Regions from separate parts of the Homo sapiens genome. Here region 2 is linked to region 1. Evidence: read pairs that join two places in POLR2A ChIA-PET (ENCODE). Cell type or tissue: PC-3. All regions are shown on one strand. Links, peaks and the distances in the headings refer to the core of each region. The heading gives the core; the rest is flanking DNA.

What was found. ChIA-PET counts read pairs that join two places held together with the same protein. Peaks named below come from ENCODE experiments on the same cell type or tissue, not always from the same donor. Only the 100,000 strongest peaks of a DNase experiment are listed, where the experiment ranks them.
Region 2: POLR2A ChIA-PET joins it to region 1 with 5 read pairs; 1 of 35 experiments calls an interaction of 5 or more read pairs at or near these places.

The regions. Positions count from the first base shown.
Region 1 is chr5:148,165,192-148,173,272 of GRCh38, reverse strand. It overlaps SPINK14 (serine peptidase inhibitor Kazal type 14 (putative)), which reads right to left and starts at 4,727. Exons shown (of 5, transcript NM_001001325.2): 1 at 4,706-4,727; 2 at 3,474-3,612; 3 at 2,300-2,343. The coding sequence starts at 3,540. In PC-3, for the core only: no CTCF peak of the experiment used is centred there; a DNase peak (open chromatin) is centred at 2,952; H3K27ac peaks cover 216 bases.
Region 2 is chr5:147,638,956-147,647,036 of GRCh38, reverse strand. It overlaps JAKMIP2 (janus kinase and microtubule interacting protein 2), which reads left to right. Exons shown (of 22, transcript NM_001270941.2): 6 at 2,041-2,187; 7 at 2,839-2,979; 8 at 5,273-5,329; 9 at 6,214-6,333; 10 at 7,277-7,405. The region is part of intron 3 of JAKMIP2-AS1 (JAKMIP2 antisense RNA 1); the gene reads right to left. Among named protein-coding and RNA genes, the nearest start is that of JAKMIP2-AS1, 83 kb to the right of the region's middle. In PC-3, for the core only: no CTCF peak of the experiment used is centred there; no DNase peak of the experiment used is centred there; H3K4me3 peaks cover 542 bases; H3K27me3 peaks cover 1,010 bases.

The DNA.
Region 1 (8,081 bases), core at 1,032-6,031:
CTAGTGTTCTCAGGGACTCCATAAGTGTCATGAGATTGGTACAGATAAAATACCTCACGCACAAAGTAGGAGAAAGTTTTGGCTAGGAATTTGGAAAGAAGGGGGTCATGTTTTAACTTAGAAATTCCTCTTCCCTCTTTTTTTATTCAACACCACCATCATGGCCAGGCCACCATCGTTACCCAACTAATCCCTCCATTTCCTTTATTCCTTATTTCCTGAAGTTTCATATTTTAAACTTCTATTGAATCATTTTATTTCCTTGATTAAGGTCCTTTCGTCGAACCTCATTGCACATTATAAAAAAGTATTTCTTAATATGGGCTAAAAGTCCCTATGTGACCTGGAACCTCCCAAATCTTCCGCCCTTACCTGATACTACCTTGCTTTCTGCCCTTTTAGTAAGTTCGTTAGTTTGCTTTTCTTTTTTATAAATTCTTTATCTTTCCCTCACCTCAAGGTCTTCTGACGTGTCATAACCACCCCACCAAATATATTTTTTCTCAACCTAAACTCATTCTAACTTTAGAGCTCAGGTTATAACCCACTTTCTGAGAACTATTTATTAAAATACGGTCACAACTCTCTGTTATTTATTTTTATACTTTTAATCAGTTTGTAACAACGCATTTGTTTAATTATTTAACTAATCCCACACCCCCAAAGGAGTATAAGCCCAGAAGGGAAAGATTTGTGTCTGATTAGGCTAGTCATTATGTGCCCAGCACATATATTGGCATTAGTCATTGCTATATAAACATTTGCCAAATGAATAAATGAGATATAAAATAGTTGAATCTGAAAGAATATACAGTTATCAAAGACAAGAGTAAGAACAGTTTATATTGTTGTCTATAAATATAGCTTCTTTTCTCTCTCTCTCTCTTTGGAGGAAGTTATGCATTCTTCAGGTGAGAATCCCACCTGCTGCTCTCACTGTAGCATCCGCCACTTTTCTTCCCTGTCTGTGCTCCAGTCACACAGGGCTTCAATTAGTGACCCAGGTAGGTAAGGTCTTTCTCCCCCCTCTTCACCTGGGTGGCTACTTTTTATCCTTCAAGTCTCACCTTAGATATCCCCATGACAGACAAACCTTGCCTGAACCCATTGTTTATAGTAGTTATCTCTACACTCAACAGATATTCTCTATCATACCATTTTATTTCTTGTATTTATAAAATTTACCATAAATCATAGTTGGTTTCTTCCTTTTTTGGTTATCTGCAAGGTTCATGAGGAAAAGGAATATAACTGCTTTCCTCAATAGTGTATCTTAGGGCACAGCATAGGTGATTAATAAATATTTTTTAAAGAAAATAAGTAAAAGTGAGCGCATTTATTATTGTTTATGGATTTATGGGCATGAGGCAGACTTATCCTGCAGGTAAATTTCTGCAGAAGAAAATTCCAGAACTCAGCTTTATGAGACCAGGGTATAAATCCTGGACAAATTCTGCAGATATTTTCTGGGGCAGTAGCCTCTGACAAGCTTCACATTCTGGTCCCCGGGTCTCTTGAAGGTAGAGCTGCCCTCAAAATATCTTTCTCAGCAGTCAACTCATGACAGACTTTTTTACAAAGAAGAAATAAAATTTAAAATTTATGAATTAGACAAAAGCTTAAGGTGCTAATACTTCTAAAGGGAAGGAATACAGTGATGCAAATGTGAATCAAAATGAAAAGTTTAATCCCTCATTCATCTTTTCCCTCACTTATCAAATATCGATTGACCTCACATTATATGCAGTGCTCATTAAGGTAGACGAAAATGAAAAAGATGTCTCCATTTTGCCCTCATCCAAGTTGCAAACATAGTTTGAGGCTCTGTTCAGGTATCTACTGTTCTTCACATTTTCTTCCATCCATATCCAGAAGTTGCCTTCTGCATTCACAACTTACATAGGCATTCTCTGTACATCTCAAGACATTTAGGAGCATTCTTTTAAGTCATTGTTTCCATCAGACTGTGAGCTCCTTGAGAGCCAGGACCATGTTATGCCCAAGTCCATAGGCTCTTAAGAACCTGTCATGCTCCTGGCAATTGTCAATACTCTTCAATATTTCTCAGGCACTAAAGAGGGTTCTCTGGTGTATGTATGAGTGAATGTTGTCTGGGTTCCAAGTTTGGATCTCTACTCTGGGGTACTGTTTCAGCAGTGTATCCACCACCCTCGTACAAATAGGCCTTGAAGACTATTACGGGTGACCTTGAGGCATTAAGTTTCCACAGTAACAATTCCAAAAAAAAAGAACTCATATTATAATGTAAGTCCTGGGGGGAAATTTAATGGAACATTACCTTAATAATTCCACGTGGTGGCCACCAGTGTCTAGGGCCTGAAACTAGAGAATACATGAAAATAGTTACAGAATTTAATTCCTGTTAAATCATAGCTTAATCTGTTGGCAGAATAAACGAGTTCTAATTTATTATCAAGGAAGTTTTCAGCAATGGAAAACATTATTTCATTTATACATGTATTCATTCATTTTTTTAAATGTGAAATAAATCTTTTACTCCTAATTGATATCAGCAGGGGACTATATAGATGCATCACTGTTTCATAAAGGCTGGCAGTCCAGTGTACTAAATAATTTTCCTAATTAGCTTGGACTTGAGAGGACTTAGAGCTGGTAATCTATGTATGAAAGAAATAAGCAATGCTGTAACTTTAAAGTGATCTTTTGGCCCAATCATCATATTTTTTTAGGCATGAAAGACACCTGGGTAATACTCAGGAATTCTTGGTAGATATGTGAAAAAGCAAGCTCTGCAGCCCTTGAGGCTAGGCCTCTTTATGACTCCCTACATGATTTCTTCTCTAGAAGAGGGCACAAAAGATAATGGTCCAGTCAAATACACAGCAAATCAAACACTCTAAATTTTCCAGATGTGATCTCATGTATGCATATTATATTGCTAGTCACTTTTACATGTTACCTCAGTGAGTCACCCAAGCCTCCTTGCCCTCATGAGTTAAATCTCATAATCGGCATGCAAAAGATGGCAAAACAAAGGTCTCTGCCCATTGAATCAGTCTTTTAGACTCTCTCTCTCTATATATATATATATGTATGTGTGTGTGTGTGTGTGTGTGTATATATATATATATACTCTGAGTATGTGTATACATATATATACTCTGAGTATACTCAGAGTATATATATACATGTGTGTGTATATATATGTATATGTATATGTGTGTATATACAAATATAGAGACAGAGAGAGTCTAAAATACTGATTCAATGGGCAGAGACCTTCATTTTGTCATATACTCTGAGTATATATATAAATATATATATACATATATACACTCTGCAACACGTCAATGGATAATTTATATATATATACACATATATATATATTCATCCCAGTTAAAGAACAATTTCAAAGCATTCTCTCTCAGATTATGATGTAAAAGCCCACAAATCAATTTCAACTGCTGGCCAAGACCAGCTAAATTACTCACCAGAAGATAACACCAAATGTATCAAGATAAAGGACAAAAGTGAGAATACTGGGAAAGATTTGGCCATTTTTCCTCCTGGTGTGTCCTTGGAATGATGCTCTGAAATATTGTCTCAGGTTGTTGCCCTCTAATACAATCACTAAAGTAGAGACAATCAGGATTTAAGATGACTTTTACAATGAAGAGCCATCTCTACTCCACCCATTGTATCCTCAGTACTATGTATTTGGAAAGCCTATTCCATTCTTCTTCAGAAACAAATGTTTAAAAAGTTAAACCTTGAATAACTATCTTGATTAAAAGTATAGAGCTCAGTAACAGATCTTTGAATACTCAGAAGTAAATCATAGGTTACTCTGTGGGCATAAGTGTATTATTTTAGTGGGAAAACATTTTACATGTCATGAAAAAGCAACTCCTTACCTGAAGCTTCACCTAAATTTATCTTTTGAGGGGATGCAAAAAAAAAGATGGGGCTATTGAGGTCCCTAGACAACATGAACTTCTCAATAAGTGGAGTGGATCTGTACTTGCTCGTCAAGCAAAGAATACCTCTTTGGATTAAGACAAAGATTTCTGATGATTCAGGCATGCTTGTCTATACCAAGGATCTTCTGATGTTGAATCCCAGACTCTTTGAGGACATTCACAGGGAGAAAAATCATTATCTGCCATCTCACTGGGGTCCCACAGCTATTTTAATCCAGACACAGAAAGGGAAAAGTCAGAGAGCAAATCCTCCCTCGGGATGGACTTTCCTTGTAGCAACATTTCTGACCCCAGAGAATGGAAACTGCAGTTTCCAGGGCCTGACCAAGGACCACATTTAACTGTTCCTCCATTCCTAATTCTAGAAAAGTAGCCTGGTCTTCCATATGTTCTCTAGGCTTTTATCTCTGTCTGCAACACATGTCAATGGATAATTTATATAAACTCTGCTGATGTGCTCTGATGTGGCAGGTGTTACTTAAGACATTAAAATGTAGCCAGAGTATTCTACTCTCAGGATGATTGCAAGTTCTTTGTACACTATGAAAGGTTGCCTACCATGCCTACTCCTGGCACAATCTGGGACACCATGTTTTGCTAAACACACCCCCATCTCATCCTGATATTTTCCCTGGCTTCCTCCAGAAATGGAACAGGAACAGTACAAGTTCAGCTGCAGCCAGAAAACTAGAGCAAAACACAGAGGCCCACTCTCTCCATCCCTCATGTCACAGCTGACCCACCTCAGAAAGAAGAGAAAAGGAAGAGGAATATAATGTGCTCCTTCTAAGAAGCATGTATTAGGGCCCCAGGAGGAAATAGAGTAACTGCTGCGTAGGACAGAAAAGTCACTGAGGCATTGTGTGCTGGACTGAGCAGGCCCTGGAGATCCATCATTCAGATTGCATCAAACCTCAGCAGGGGAAGACCTGAGGAGGGTAAGAAGAGATCACTGGAAAGGGCAGCCATTAGCAGGCAATTCAAGAGAGGCAATAGCATGAGAAAACATCCCACAGTAGGAAAGAGCAAGCAGAAAGAATATAACATGTTCCACAACAATAATTAGTATCAAGACCAGGACCAGTATTAGGACCAGAATGAAAACATGTGTGGAAACATCTAATAAAGAAAAGGCTGGTACAGGAGGTTGCAGTGACAGATGAGATCCTTGGATACCATTTGCAGTAGATCCAGCCTTGTGCCTGTAGTAACCCAGAGCCTTTGCCATTTTAACAGGGAAGATATATTATTATAGCTTAAGGTCCTCCTATTATCTGAACTTCTGGCCTCTACCATTCCTTCTGTAAAAAGCTATTTTTCTTATACAAAGAAAATATATGCTCACTTAGAAAATTTATAAAATAGAAATATACAAAAAAGAGAGGGAGGCGGAGCAAGTAGAAACATACAAATAGAAATGGCCAAATAGAAATATGAAAAAAAAGAAACATACAAAATGAAATAAAATATATAAAACAAAAAATATACAAATGAAATAAAAAGGTGTGAAATCTTACAACTCAGAGGTACCTATTAAATATATATAAAATTATATTCTTCCAGTTTAAATATATATACATAATCACACAGGTACATATGTTTTATTACAATATTCAACTTTTATAATATATATTGTTTTTTCACTTAGAAATGCACTATTACATTTTCTTGATCTCTAAATATATTGAACATGAATTTAGATGCCTGGTGTCATATTCCATCACATATGTGGATTTTAATTATACTAATATTCTTTAATTGTTGCTCAATTAGGGTGATGCCAATTTTTTATTGTTATTAATAGTGCTAGCATAGGCAGATTTTTATTTACCTCAGTTAACTTGTCTTTTAATATTTTATTTTAATAAATGCCTGTAAATAAACCCATTGAAAACTTCCAGAAAGAACTTAGGTCACCTAGAATATGAGAGAGGTGGTGGTTTTCATCACATTTCTGGGCTCCATACTTGTAATTCTGGGCTCCATACTTACAAGAAATATTTTGAAAACAACCTGCTATCTTCCTGAGTAGATCATTTGTTCCCCAGTTTGGAAAGGTAGATGCATCCTGTTGTTTAGAAAGGATTCTGAACGCAGAATCAGAACATCAATTTATAATGTTTTGTCAACTTGGAAAGTAATTTATTCTATCTGGACCACAGAATTTTCCATTTTGCGCTATTGGGTAATCACACATTCCATCAAGTGCTCTTTGGAGGTTTAATTGAACAAACACTTAAACAGCTTTGAAAACTGAGCCAGATAAGCCACCAATAAATGCTATTTTAATTTGGCTTCTTCTCAGCCACTATATGGATGTGAGTGTTGTAAATTCAGAGCCACGGACTCATTTTATGGCATTCAAAAATAATAAGTGTGAAATTACTTCCCATCTGAGAATAAATAATTTACATTTTTTTTAACTTTGTTTTGCTGCAAATTTTATTAGCAGAGCATCACTCATAAGGTGAGTTTCCATAGGTCTTCTACAGTCTGGGATTCTGATTTGTCAGGAATTGTGAGGGGCCCTGAAAGTACAGCTGTGAAAACTATTGGCATCATCCTTACCCTAATGGAGCTTAGACACACTACAGGAAAAGTCATTAAACAAATAATTACTCAAGGAAAGCAGACTTGAGGAGGAAATTTCCAATATTTGTGTTTTCTGAATCTTGTGACATTTAGGTATTAATCATGACCCCTGTGTTTCTCATTTATATTAGCATTGAGGAATCAAACAATAAAATGCCACAAATCCGATATTTTAACTATGTAAAACTGAAGCAAAATATTCTAAGATAAAGAGAATTGCATGTTATGGCCACATGGCTCTATTTAATAGATGCAAAAACAAGATAACAGAGGGAGGTCTATAAACATCGCTTAATCCTGAAGCACACAGAGGAAAACCAAGTGCTACAGGAAATAATTAAGGCTAGAACATCTTTACTTCTTCCAAACTCCCCCAAATTTCAGTTGAACTAATATTGGGAGAAGACAATAAGTAAGATTAAAGGATCATATCTCCCTCAGAGAATCCTTAGTCTATGATTTTGTCATCATCTATTACACCCAGTCTAATTCCAAAAGCTACAGCTTAGGGCTTTCTCACCGAATTCCAGCCTCCCTAGCTGTGAAGTAATTCAATTTATGTGTTCCAATTTCACCTCAAACCCACATCTTCAAAACCCAGTGCCTCCTCCTGTTGTCCAAAGCAGATTCTTATCACCTTTCATGGGTGCAAAATCTTCTAGTGTCACAGGATTGATCTAAGGCTCTACCACTGTCCTCCTGCAGAAAGTCTCAGCTCCACTGCCCAATGGTTAGAAATTTCATAGTCCACCTCATTCTGATGACCAATTATATTTCCACCACAGTACTGATAAGTGGCAACAATGCTTTATCCCTCAGAGAAAAACCACCAGATACCACGCAAATAATTGGTACCATCCAGGCTGTAGGATTAAGCCTTCCCCTTCTCAAGGATTTTAGGGAAGCCCTAGGACAGCATTAACCAGACTTGTACATTCTTTTGCACTGGTCTTGACTATGGGTTTGGATAACCAGTTATTTGGACTGACCAAGATGGTTTTATGGCTTTAACCTTCCCCTTGGCTCAACTGAACTGTAGATAAGCTTCTTAACTCTAAGCCACTGACCTCCTTTTTTTGTGAAGCATTTACTTTATAATGTGTAACTCTAATTTCTTTATATATCCATTTGACTTGTAAATCCTTTTAGAAGCCTCTTGCCAGTTTAACAACCCAACCCAGGACTGTCTTTCTCAGTGGCCTGAGGGACATCCCTTTGAAATGTAATCATTAAGGCAAATAGTGCCCGTATCTACTAGTTTCTGTGGAATAGTACAGAGCTACCTTTGAGGGTGGTAAGCACCTTGCTCCAATTTGCAAAAACACCTCCTATCATAAAGATATGAGCTTTTTTTTAGTTTGGATTAAGCCAATTAGCAAACACAGATGGCCTATGGTTTCTCCCTAATATCCTCCAGTACTTGGCATTAGCTCACCCCAGCCCTTAAAAACCCTCCCATTTCCTTTGTTTCAGTGACTTGGGTTCAGGCTGAGTTCTGGCCTCTCTTCCTGACTGCAATAACCTTAA
Region 2 (8,081 bases), core at 1,611-6,610, 530 kb after region 1:
TAATTATTAGTTGCAGTTTGATTGAAGTTTGTTAATAATCTTGTTTAAAATTTTTCAATTCTTACTGATATTTTTGTCTGCTTGTTCTCCCAAAAGATTTGTCTATATCCTTCTTAGTTCTTTAAATTTAACTTTATATGTAGAACAATAATATGTATTTATAATATATTAGAAATTATGTTACTAGATGAATATAAATTAATATTTGTTATATTTTTTGTGTGTATTGACCCTTTAATCATTATGCTTTTTTTTTCCTCTGGTAATACTTCTTGGCTTAAAGTCGTTGTTATTAGTTGAACTACATCAGATTTTTGTTTTAGTGTTAGTGTGCATATACATGTGTATGTGTATATATATATGTATTTATAACTATATAGACATACATATATACATACATATTTACACATACATATATACACACACAAACACACTTTTTTCCAACCTTTCTGTGTTTTATTTAAGGTGTATCTTAAAAGGAACATTTTGTTGGGTATTGTGGGACTATGGTTATTGATGTATGATGTGATAGAATTATAGATATTTTCTTTATGTATATCTGCATTTTCTGTGAATTGTATTAATAAGTAAATTTAAATATTTAAAACTCACATCATTGACCTTCAGAAGAGACAGATTAAAAAATAAGAATAACTTATTGTCCTTATATGTATGCAATATTTAATATTAATGCTTCAGGCACTAAGGACTAAGGCATTAATGCTTCAGGACTAAGTCAGATTATTTGTAAAAATAAACCCAGTTTTGGCCTTTAATATGAAATGGAGTTATTTCTTTAATACGAAATTGAGATTGAGATGGATTTGCAGAAGTGCTGTTTAAGAATCGTAAGATGAGATTTTACAAATATTCATAATTAGCTAAGTCTTCCACCTCAGCACTTCCCAAAATCTTAGAATCTCAAGAACAGTAGTGCGCACTTTAAAAAGTCTTCTCAAATATTTCGAATACAGCCCTCCTTTTTCCTTGCTCTTCTCCCAATACATACTCACATTCAGAATCATTAGTAAGAAAAGAATAAGCTAATCATGAGAAGCTGAAAATGAAAATCTATAATGTATAGGATGATCATGAAATATACAAAAAGGAGTGTTTTAAAAGTAAAGGGGAGGACTATTGACAATCCCCTCAAGACAATTTTCATAAACTTAGACCAGTGGTTCCCAACTACAGGCGATTTTGGCAATATCTGATGTTTTTGATGGTCGCAATTAGCAGAGTGTTACTGGCATCTAGCCAGCAGAGGCCAAGGATGCCGCTAAACATCCTCCACTGCACAGGACACCTTACATCAAAAAAACATCCGGCTCAAAATGTCACAGACGCCGAGACTGAGAAACCCTGCTTTAGACTAACCAAGCAAATGAGAGTATGCTCACTCTTAATTATGGGTGGATAACAATACAATCATACTTTACTAAGCTTGGGGAGAATTTGATATCCTTACACAAACATCCACAGAGTTTCAAACTTACGTGTGGTTTTTTTCCCCTCGATAAAATTTCTTTTAAAATAACAACTGTAGTGCGAGTCAGGAGATTTCCACAAGGTCTCTGAAAGAATGACCTTTGGACATAACCAGGCTTGGATTCAGCTCCTGGTCGCATTACTTAGTGGCCGTGTGGTCTGGGTGAGCTCCTTTATCTCTGAGCTAATGCAGGTCATTCCAGGTGCAGGGATTGCAGCTGAGCACGGTGGAGTAACAAGTCGGGGAAGCGAAAGAAAGCAAGGAGAGCGCGTCCTCCCGAGCATTTCCAAAACCAGTCTCTGGAGTACTTTCCTTAAGACAATGGATTGATATAAGGCTATGAAGGCTGTGATGAAAAACCGTTAGAGAAAACTGAAAAGAAAGCAAACAGTCTGTTAAATGAAGGATTGAAATGTCAGTGGTCAGTCCTCAGCCACATAGTGAAGCAGAGACAAGGCTGTCTCCAGAGGTGCTTTCACTCCCACCACTTTACTCCCCTGCCCCCACGTCCCCCAAACGCAAGACACAAATCTTCACTTATTTCTTCCCAGTTAAAACGTGTGCGGGAAACCGAAAAGCAATGTAAACCTCTCCTGGAAAGGAACAAGTGCCTCGCCAAGAGAAACGATGAACTGATGGTGTCCTTGCAGCGCATGGAAGAAAAACTAAAAGCCGTTACCAAGGAAAATTCAGAAATGGTGTGTATCACAGACTCTGCAAAACTGCAGCTTCCTTGATTATATTACCTTAATAACCTGACTTATTGCCATTTCTCAGCTTATTTTAAAAATACAGTGCTATTTGGATTTTTCCTTATGTAAGCAAGGAAGCCTTAATGAAGAAAGCAAGAGAAGGTTGCTGGCTCTGAATTTTATGAGGTTTCTATATTTGCAAAACTGTAGGAGTGCTTCCAGGAATTTGCACACTTTCCAAAGCTTGGAAATGGAGAAGGAAAGCTTTGACATAACTTAGCCACAGAAACCATCCATGACTTCACTAACATGCTATTTACAGACCTATACCCCAGGCACACCTTGTCTTCTAAGATCGTGCATGATATTTGGGAAATAGATACCATTACTTGTGTTATATGCGGACAAGTGAAATGATAATGTACTCCTTAATAGACTTTCAATACATCTATAGAGATCTTTGACAATCCCCAATGATAATGACTTATTATGGCAGATAAAATGTGCTTGAGGATTTAGTTGGTGTATGTGTATTCAGGCTGGGCAATTTCCAAATTTAGCTGGAGCCTCATAAACTTTCTACAGATATTTTATGTTAACAACCAAAGTTTGAGGTTTTTAAAGTCTCCACCTGTACTTTCTTCTTTTCCAATCCAGAGAGAAAAAATAACATCCCATCCACCCCTGAAGAAATTAAAATCTCTGAATGACCTCGACCAAGCTAATGAAGAACAAGAAACAGAGTTTCTAAAACTTCAGGTCATTGAGCAACAGAACATTATTGATGAGCTCACAAGGGTACGTGTCAATCAATCTGTAAACCCTAAGTTGTTCCCAAGGACAAGTAGCCAACAAAATATACACTGAAAGCAGTTAATTTTAGTTTAACCCCAGAGGCCCAAGTTCATATGTTAAATATGTAATTTTGTTCTAGAGACTGTATTCCAATATTTTATATTGTTCAACTGCTTTACACCTTTTAAATTATAACCCTTTGTTAACTAATTTGGTAGCACAAATAATAACAGCAAAGCACATTAAAAGAACTTTTAAATGCCTCGTTGTATAAGTTTGTAGGTAGGTTGGGTGTGTCTTGTAACTGCCTTCCAGTAGCAGGATCCCGAGGCTCAGAGATTTAATATGTTGTCTATGCTAACAACATCACATATATACCTTGTTTCCCAGGTCTCAATTCAGTGTCTAGCACATAGTTACAGTTCAACAAATATTTGTTGGATGAACAGCAACAATATAATTACATAACAGAGCTAAAATTTCAGCCCAGATTTTCTGATCATTACTTCAGTACCTACTGAGTGGGTAGAGCAGTTATTACTTCCATCAGAGTTTGGCTGAGGTTTGTGTTGCTAGTAAGGATGCACTAAGACCTCTAGGTGCCTTTGGGTTTTCTTCTTTGCCTCTCCATCTGTGTTCTGTGAATGACATCGTTGGTTGCTCTCACTTCAGGACCAAGTCAAGGCCTAAAGACTTGAATTGCAAGGAGGGAGTTAGGCAATAGTCTCCAGAGTGAGGTGAGAAAAGTGATTCACTGCCACTGAGACAGAGAAAGGTTATAGCTTCTGTTTATAATTACTTATGATTCATCCTTTTTAAAATTTCTATGTTGACTATATGTTACAATGAATACATTAGATTAGGAAGGTAATTTAAATATATAATTGTATTAGGGCTCTCTAGAGGGACAGAAGTAATAGGATAGATGTATATATAATGGGGAGTTTATTAAGGAGTATTGGCACACACGATCGCAAGGTGAGGTCCCACAATAGGTCATCTGCAAGCTGAAGAGCAAGGAAGCCAGTCCAAGTCCCAAAGCTGAAGAACTTGGAGTCTGATGTTCCAGGGCAGGAAGAATCAGGAGAAAGATGTAGGCTGGGAGACTCAACCAGTCTAGTCTCTTCACGTGCTTCTGCCTGTTTTTATTCTGGCTGTGATGGCAGCTGTTTAGATTGTGCTCACCCAGATTGAGGGTGAGTCTACCTTTCCCAGTCCACTGACTCAAACGTTAAACCTCCTTTGGCAACACCCACGTAGACACACCCAGGAACAATACTTTGTATCCTTCAATCCAATCAAATTGACACTCAATATTAACCATCACAATAATGTGTAAATTGTAAAAGTCTCATATATAGAGGCTGCATTTTTACTTATAAAGGTGAAAAAAAAAAAGCCCGAACACCACTGGCTTAAACAAGATTACTCATTACTCCCTGTTTTCCTCATTTCATTTTCACATCCTAATAACTCATACATTTTACAAATTCATGAGCCCAGGAATTTGCCTGGCTTTGAGTATCCTGAGATTAAGCTGTAAATTTTTTATAGAATTTTGGGCTATTTAGGCACACTCATCGGACTTTTCAAAAGACATTCTATCTAGTTTAAATTTTTACAGTAAATACATGGAGTGCTTAGTGAATAAACCCCAAATTCCCATGATATCTCTATTCACAGCAACAATAAATCATGAAATTGATCAATATTTCTAGGCATTCTTTGAGATTCCCAGAAAATTTTTTAAAAACTGAAGACAAAACAGAAACACTAAATGGCTCCAACCCGCTAGCTACTCTGTTCCCTGTCCTATTTTCAGGGACTGCAGGTGAGAACAAGGATGCAAAAATAGGCCAAAGACAGCTTTCTATGCATTTCAAATGACTAAATGAAAAGAATACGGTTTTACTTTATTGTGAAATTGTATTTTTAACACAAATTTAAAGTAATTTTGGATCTAGGAGAACTAAAGTACTGTGCTTTGGGGGAATATAAGTAACTATTTTCATAGCTACTTGATGTTCAAGTATAAAACAGGATTCTGATTAGGAACACAGTACACTTTCTGATCATGAGGCTCCTTGATCCACATAACTCATCAGGAATAGTTGTAGAAGATTCTTGTTTTGAATATATTTAAGTATCAATCCCAAAAGTTGCCAAAATTTAAAAAACAAAGTCTTATTCTATTCCAAATATAATGCCTTATGGGAAAGAACACTCTGTCTTTGCAAAAAACTATAAAGAAACATCTACCAATTCTGGATCTGAAAATCTTTCATCTGTTTTCCAGGACCGAGAAAAGCTCATCCGTAGAAGAAAGCATAGAAGAAGTTCCAAGCCAATTAAGGTAATAAGAAATCAAAGTTATCAGGCATTTGCCACAAACAGCCAGAGAGATGAGGCTTGGCATGGAATCTTCCTACAAAGATGTGATGAATCAGGTGTTCCAGAACTGTTGCAGCAAACCATGGGCATTATTTGCTAGAAGAAAATATTTTCTGTTGACATTTCTTCGAAGTCTAAAAATGATTATGTTGTAAATTTTAACCTGAAAGGGGTTTGCTTTAATATAACTTTCTCTAAATGGAGATGCCCCTAGGTTTGATGTAGAAAGGATTACCTGACAAGTTGGAGAGTCATATTCAAGAAATGCACATGATTTGATGTCTCCCACTTATGACAATTAATACATTTTCATTATTCATTCAGACAATCTTATTGATAGCAATGCTCCCAATCCATCAATATCTGTATAGCCTCTTATAATCCACAAAGTTTTGTTATTCAGTTTGTCTATTTGATTTTTATTTTGGTTTTTACCAAGTATACCATTGGTTTTTAATGTGGACTTGGATGACAAGGCTTAAGATTTGATCATCTCCATCACATAGATACCTGAGTTTTCAAAATCCTTTGGTCATAGTTTAAATACAGGAAAGAGTAAACCACACTAGCTCATCATGATATAAAATGTAATATGAAAGAGGTTTCAGTGTTTCTATGAAAAAAGCTACATATTATGAATTTTTCTTAAGATGTCAGAAGTGAAATAATATGAGAGAAACACTTATTGGAATTATGCTCATGCCTAATGTTTTTATTTCAACAAAGAAGCATAGAGGATCCATGTCTTCTATATTCACTTACACGTATGCCAGTTGACAGTATTTTAACGTTCAACTTTCCCTACTGTTAGCTATGTCAGTAAATAGGTACTTTCCCTCCATTTAGAGGCCTGTTTTGGACCCGTTTATTGGCTATGATGAGGACTCTATGGATTCAGAGACATCATCCATGGCCTCATTTAGAACAGACAGAACACCAGCTACTCCTGATGATGACTTGGATGAAGTAAGCTTTTCTACTTCTCTAGCCTAGGGTGATATTGTCACCAAATCTTTGATTTAAGGGGGAAGAAAAAGGATTTCACTTTTCATCTCCTTTATATAAACAGCACAAAGTGATCTCATAATAGTAAACAATTTTGAGGCTGCACTTTATTATCTCTTGAAAAATAGCTTCACTTATAGCAGGTAAACCTTTTAGAAATTTCTCTCCAGTTCAACTCTCTAATTTGAAGACTTCTTTCAAAATAAAAGTTACTTTCCAATATTCTTTATCTAGGGAAGGTAGGAACCCAAGAGGCCTTAGCAGGCTTTTGGATGTGGTCTGACACTGTTGAGTGAAGTGTGTTCTGTGGACCATCCTCATCAGAATGATCTAGAGGGCTCAGTTACAATGAAAAGTCCTGGACTCTACCATGCAACTCCTGACTCAGGATCTTAGGAGTGAAACACCCCAGTCTGCATTGTTTCCCAAAATTCCCTGCTGATTATGTTATGTCCTGAAGTTTAAGATGTAATGCAATAAAACAGATTTTATGATTTATCTGGGGGAAAAAACAAGTTGCTGGAGATGAACATACTGAAAAGAAATAAGAAAATTCTAGGGTATCATTTCCTCAAATTTAGGTCCAAAATCTGGATATGACTTTTTCTTATTTGGATCCAAAATTGACTACATTCTAAGCTCAAATGATTAACAATGAGAAATGTATCAAATGCTAAATGCTTCTTTTACTAAAATAAATATTTATGTATTTCTGCAGTGTCCATCTTGAAAGTATTACAGTATTTGTGCCCGTATATACACTTCAGAGCTAAAAATAAAATCAAATAGACTGTTAAACAACCTTTTACTTCTTGTAAAAAGTGGGCAAATGTTAATATTTCACATTGAAAACAGGACCTGAACATAACACAATTGTTTTGGGGCTTTTTTTCTTAACCTCAAGAGTTTAGCAGCTGAAGAATCTGAACTAAGATTTCGACAATTAACAAAAGAATATCAGGCCCTCCAAAGAGCATATGCCCTCCTACAGGAGCAGACGGGAGGCATCATCGACGCTGAACGAGAAGCCAAGGTTAGTGTGTATCTGTGAGAGTGCTCTGAATTAGCGTGCAGCAGTCACAGCATAAAAGCACTGTGGACATAAAAATATCAATAAGACAGCTTTCCCTGTATTCTTCTCTCCTCTGCAGCTTTTGAATTGTTATAGCTTTTATGTCAACAAACCTTGACTCTAGAAACATTAGAACCAGCTTAGATCAATGCTTTTGTTCTTTTAAAGATAGTTGAGTACATAGTTCTTGTTCTTGCTGTTTGAAAACATACATTTTCAAAGCTAGACAATATTGGATTTTGTTAAGCCATTTTTTAGTTTCTTGCTTAGAAAAAGAACTTTTTTATCTTTCAAAAGCAATAGTGAGCCAGTGTCTTCTCTTCGTTAATAAGTGCCCAGCGTTTACGTATGACAACTTACCAGAATTTTCACAGACACTATCTCATTTAACCCTTGAGACAGTCCCCTAAGGCAGATATTTTATAAAAGAGAAATTTGACACTCAGAGAGGTTAATTGAATTGCCCCAAATAGCACAAATAGTAAATGGCAAAGCTGATATTACAACTTAAGTCTTACTGGGTCAAATGTTCTTTCCTTTATATCATAACTGCCTCTCATGAGCCTATTTCAACAAAAAGAAAAGATAGACATGTACTATACTAATTCTTAATATTTATTGAGTGCTTGCTGTGTTC